Regions from separate parts of the Mus musculus genome. Here region 1 is linked to region 2. The links are chromatin loops, found by intact Hi-C in ENCODE. Cell type or tissue: heart. All regions are shown on one strand. Each heading gives the region's core, and the rest is flanking DNA. Links, peaks and the distances in the headings are about the cores only. Region 1 overlaps Myo5a (myosin VA). Region 2 overlaps Myo5a (myosin VA).

The links. Hi-C counts contacts between places; a loop is a spot of excess contacts. Peaks named below come from ENCODE experiments on the same cell type or tissue, not always from the same donor. Only the 100,000 strongest peaks of a DNase experiment are listed, where the experiment ranks them.
Region 1: a loop joins it to region 2, with 2.2 times the contacts of the local background. A loop is called at or near these places in 3 of 42 quality-filtered maps.

The regions. Positions count from the first base shown.
Region 1 is chr9:75,087,717-75,090,636 of GRCm38, forward strand. All of the region lies in intron 1 of Myo5a (myosin VA), which reads left to right. Among named protein-coding and RNA genes, the nearest start is that of Myo5a, 18 kb to the left of the region's middle. In heart, for the core only: no CTCF peak of the experiment used is centred there; a DNase peak (open chromatin) is centred at 1,775; H3K27ac peaks cover 123 bases.
Region 2 is chr9:75,159,519-75,162,438 of GRCm38, forward strand. Myo5a (myosin VA) reads left to right here. Exons shown (of 41, transcript NM_010864.2): 15 at 900-1,061; 16 at 1,914-2,011. Among named protein-coding and RNA genes, the nearest start is that of Myo5c, 71 kb to the right of the region's middle. In heart, for the core only: no CTCF peak of the experiment used is centred there; a DNase peak (open chromatin) is centred at 1,163.

The DNA of each region.
Region 1 (2,920 bases), core at 257-2,756, 72 kb before region 2:
AACTCTAGTCACACTCTGAACATCGCAAACATTACTATAAATAATCCAGCATTGATTCGTAACTTCCAGCTACTCCGGCTATATCCAGAGCCTTCCGAACACTGTACATGGCTTTTTAAAGAGTTAATTTCCTCAGGCCTAGAAACCTGAACATGACGGAGGCAAGAACTGAAGTTTCAATAATATGGGAAAAGTGGGTATGAGTAAGAGTGAGTGGGCAGAAGACCTCAATTAAAGCGTGAGAGAGAGGTGCTCCAGGCTTCCAGCCAGGGCTGGCCCTAGGACACCCAAGTTTACAGCAGCTGCAGGTTTTGACTGTCAGCAGGGGAAGAAGCAAACAAGATACTAAAATGTCAGAGGAGGAGCAGCTGGGCAGCCATTGAATGCTTGCAAGCATTAGAACTCTGTGGCTCACTTTGTCTCCTCACCTCTGTGGAAGGCTTATAGGGAAGCTGTGCCCTCCACTTATACAGTCCTACTAAAATTTAGATTGCCAGTCAGAGTTCAATTGTTTTGAAATTTGTTATTTGGTGAGTAAAATTTAAAGTGCAGACAGACAAGAGAGCTGAGGTAAGAAAATTGAGAAGAACTTTTTCATTTTTGTATGTATGTCTGTGCCTGGCTGAATTTACATCCAACTCATGTGTGCAGGTGCCTCCGGAATCAGAGGGCCAGACACTCCTGTGTTCAAAACTGATTTTACCATGTCATTCAGACCAAATCTCTTGGATTCTTTTTTTTTTTTAAAGATTTATTTATTTATTATATGTAAGTACACTGTAGCTGTCTTCAGACACTCCAGAAGAGGGCGTCAGATCTTGTTACAGATGGTTGTGAGCCACCATGTGGTTGCTGGGATTTGAACTCAGGACCTTCGGAAGAACAGTTGGGTGCTCTTACCCACTGAGCCATCTCACCAGCCCCTCTTGGACTCTTAAAACATGTTTTTTCCACCAGTGAGAAAGTGAGAGTAGTGACAGTCAGTGTGAGTTATTTGTCAAGATGGTTTTGCTCCTTTGAAAGTGACCTGGAAAGTAGGGGACAGAAGATGCTTTTTCCTCCACCCTGTCCCTACCCTACCCAACCCCCTCTTACTTACCAGTTTCTTACAGGGCTTGGCTCCTAAGGGGCTCTCAGTAACTGTAGTCTAATTCAAATTTGATTTGGAAATAAGTAGAAAAAACATAGAAGACAAATGTGACTTAAGCAGCTCATAAAAGTAAAAGAAACAGTTTACCGTGAGAATTTTTTATTTTCTTTCAAGAGATTGTTGCCATGTGACTCAGGCTAGACTTGAACTCAAAGTCACTTGTCTCGGCCTATTGGGTGCTTGAATTAAAGGTGTTGGCCACCATGCTTACTTCCAGGAAATTCGGATTGAAGTATGTCTTCATCATTACTTGTTTATGGTGACAACTAATGGTAATTTTATGTAGTTGTCTGATGCCAGGCTCTTGAAATTATTTTTTTCTGCCAAAAGAGAGTAAGTAAAGGAGAGAGTATCTGGGTGTGTGTCTGACATTCCTATTTAAAACGCTTCCTCTTCCTGGCTGTGATATATAAAATTATACAGAAGAAACATGTACAGCTAATATCCATATAATAAATGACTTAGTGCATATGAAGAAGGGAATTGCAAAGGTTATGATGAATTGGGTTTTTCTTTTTATCTCCGTAACACTGGTCAGTACTACTAGGTAAGATTTTTAAGCAGAGACGTTGTTATCCTGGAGGCCAGTGTCACATGGGTTCCTCATAGTCCTCATGCAGACATCAACTGACAAACAGGCTCATGTGACAGAAAACCCCAGCTCTCTTGGAGTCCGATTGTCCCCTTAAAGTTCCAGTAGCACTTTCTACTTTATGTTGTTCAAATTCAATCTGACATCAGGTTTATCACCTGAGATCTGTTTCTCACAATTGGTTTCTTTTTAAAGATGCCATTTTCTGTCATTTGCAGACCATTAATATAGAAGAAATGATTTAAACTTTTAAAAGCTTCTGTATCCGTTGAGGGTTGATTAGAAATGAATATCACTTGTAGTTACCTAGGTACTAAATATCTATGAAAAGTAGTTCAGCAATTATTCAGCACTGCCTCTTTTTTTAAGAATAAAGAGTTTCAATTTTATTTTTTCTGCTTTTAAAAATTAATTAAAGTATAATTATATCACTTCCCTCTTCCTTTTTCTTCTTTCAACATCTCCCATGTGCCCCTCTCACTGCCTCTCACATTGATGGACTCTTTTGACTATTATTGTTTTACACACACACACACACACACACACACACACACACGCACGCACGCACGCACACACACAAAGTTGCTGAGTCTATCTAGTGTTGTTTGTGTGTATATGATTTCTGGGCTGAACATTCAGTACAGAGTGGTTTCCTTCTGTTTTTAACAATGACCTAGAAGAACAGAGATTTCACTTTAAAGGTCAGTACTGGCTGAGCCTGGTGGCACACTCCTTTAATCCCAGCACTGCAGAGGCAGGTGGATGTTTGTGAGTTTGAGACCAGCCTTGTCTACATAGTGAGTTCTAGCACAGGTAGGGTCACAAAGAGAGATTGTCTCAAATAGCAACAACAAAAGACAGTGCTGAAATCAGGAAGTCTTTAGAGCATAGTGGATTGTTCCAGTAGTCTAGATCCATGGCAGGTTAATGTGGGAGGGAACTGGAACCTAGAAGTTTCAGGTGAATCTGGGCAGCAGTGAAATGCCATCTCAAAAAAAGTTACTTGTTATGGTAATAATAACTGCTATTGCTAATTTATTTTAAAACATTGAGGGGAATAGCTGAAATTTGTGTTCTGTCTCCCAAATTTGTTTGTTTCTTTCTTAATTTAGGCACATAACTTATACTTCTACATTCTTTAGTTTTTAGTAGCTCATATAATGATCACCTTGAAATAT
Region 2 (2,920 bases), core at 214-2,713:
TAGACTAGTTTAGGTCTCTTTTGTTTCAGGAATGTTCATCCCACTATATTGACTAGTATCCATTCACTTAGTGAAGATTAATGCCTTTAATCTCACTGCTTGTGAGAGAGAGGCAGGCAGATCTCTGAGTTTGAGATCATCCTGATCTACAGATCTATGTTCCTATGGTAACATAAGAAGACCACATCTTAAAAAACATGATTATGGTAATTGCACTAATGTTCTAAATTTCAAAATCAAATATAAATACATATAATATAATCACAGAGTTTTCTCCTATTCTATACAATCTAAATTATTTTCTTAGAATTATTAATTCATCATTAACTTTTACCTTCTAACATTGAAAGCTTATTCATAACGCCTTCCTGCTGAGACTCTCGGGTGTTTCTGAGTTGCTTACTACTGCAGATACCTGGAGACCTGGACTGGTCCTTTGCTTCTGCTGCATAAAACCAATTGTAGAACTGAGGTGATAAACTCAGTCTTTCAATTAATATTTTCTCATAAAATAATTATGGTTCAAAATCAGTTATATGCTTTATTCACATTCTTTTGGATTAGATAGATTTTCAAGTCAGTATATATACTCGTTTTAAGTTTGTTCCACCCCAAATATTTTTTCACCATACAGGAATAATTGCTTACTAGAAGCATCTATAATGTGTCTTCTACAAAGGCTTACCTTCCAGTTGGTGTTTAGAGTATAACGTTTTTTGTTGTTTTGGTTTGGTTTTGGGGTGAGCGTCTCCATTGGAAGTCTTGAAGTCACTCTATTGCTAAGTCTGGCTTGGAATTCATGATCCTCCTATCTCTATCTCCTCAACGAAGGGAGTATAGCTATGTTGCCTCAACTCCTGGGTCTAGAGTATAACTTTCTTGTACTGTTTGTGACTCAGTTTAAGATGCTACCAGAGCTATTTCAAGATGATGAGAAGGCCATCAGTCCCACCTCTGCCACCTCCTCAGGGCGCACTCCTCTCACTCGAGTTCCTGTAAAGCCCACCAAGGGCCGACCTGGCCAGACTGCCAAAGAGCACAAGAAGACAGTGGGACATCAGGTGAGCTCAGGGGCTGCCACTGCCAGACTTCTTCTCCTCAGCTTCCACAAAGCCTCAGGCCTTCCCTCTTCAGCCTAGAGGACAGGATCTTCACGTGAAGACAGGCCAGAGTTTCTGCTGTACAAACACTTAGACTTTACCCACCCCAGACTCAACCATACACCAACCCGTCCCAAAATAAATTTCACCGTGTCTCAGTTCCTCTAATACATATCGCGTCTTTGTTTTGTTCTTGTTTCATTTCTATATTTATACAGAGCATCTGTCAGCTTCCTCAGTACAAGAAAATACCCTCTCCTTCCTTAGATGTATTTTTCCCTGTGGGGAATGGGAAACATTCCACACAAGCTTGGTGCCTGAACATGGGTGTGGCTTTGGAAGGGAGCCGTACACTAGTCAGCAAAGTGCATTATTCCTTGAGGCCTTGTGCCAGATAGGAACAGGGCCTGATGTGGATCCACAGCCTCCTGTCTTGACCCATGTCCATAATGGTGGTCCCTTCAGCCTGTTCTCTGCTCATTGTTTATATAATACTAAGAAATCTACAGCTTTTTTTAGTATTGTGTAGTAAGGGTTCATACCTTAATAATTAAATGGCCCTAGCAACAAAATTGTAAGTCACATATAATGGAACTTGCAACAAGAAGCAACAGAGAAAGGAGTACATACATACTCAGCAGGATAAACGTGTGGGTTTAGGCAAATGTAAATGACACCCCTAGAATTCTTGTTTATGAACCACTCCCCTGTGAAGATAACTTTAAATTTATGTCATCTTCAATATGTTAAAGGAGAATTTTAAATTGTCTTTGATCTCTAACAAAACTAATTTTTTTAACCCTTTTCATGCAGTTTCGAAACTCCCTTCACCTGCTTATGGAAACCCTTAATGCCACTACTCCTCACTATGTACGCTGTATTAAGCCTAATGATTTCAAGTTTCCATTCACGTAAGTCAAAGTGAAATAAGGAGAAAGACTTTTGGGGAAGATCTTCATGTCTTGTAGAGGGAATCTATTTCCAAAAATTTCTAGTTTTTTGACAACAAGAAAACAAATTAGCAGTTGGCTTTCTAAGGATTTGAAAATTTGAGGCCAATGGCATGTCTTTGGTTCTGGTTTTCTGTTTTGACTCCATCTCTGTTGGAGATCTTTCTGGCCTTTTGTTAATTTGGACATCAGTTAAAAGCAGAGCTTCTTGGACTAAAGGCTTCTCTGGCCAAGGCTTACCTGATTCTTTTTATCTGTTGAAGCCAGAGAATGTTTACCAAAATCTCATTCTACTTCAGATACTAAGTCAGAGGTGAAAATGGATCCCTGGAGATGATTTCAAAATATAAATATTTCTCTAAGTTTAAGAGTACTCCATATATGCTGTTGGGATGGTCTTCAGGAGCTAATGCTAGGATTTAAGCAGTGTGAATTGGCATAGGTACCAGACTATTAGCATTTACTCTGTGTGTGTGTGTGTGTGTGTGTGTGTGTGTGTGTGTGTGTGTGTGTGTGTGTGTGAAAGTGAAAGAGAGAGACAGACAGACAGACAGTAACAAGGTAATGTCACAAGCTATAATTGCTACTTCATTTCTGCTCTTAACATCATTGACTGTGGACAGATCCTAGATTAGTATTTAAAGACCTACATTATTTATTGAATGGCTGCAGAGTATCTTATGGTATATATAGTCCACAATCTATTTAAATCATTCACTATGGATAAATTATTTAGGTTGTTACAGCAGTTAAAATATGCTTCAATTAAATTACAGTTACATCCCTTTCCTCCTTCCAGTCCCTCCCAGCTGCCCTTTCTCAAACCATTCCTATGTCCCATAATAACAATTTTTAACAAATATTTGCCAA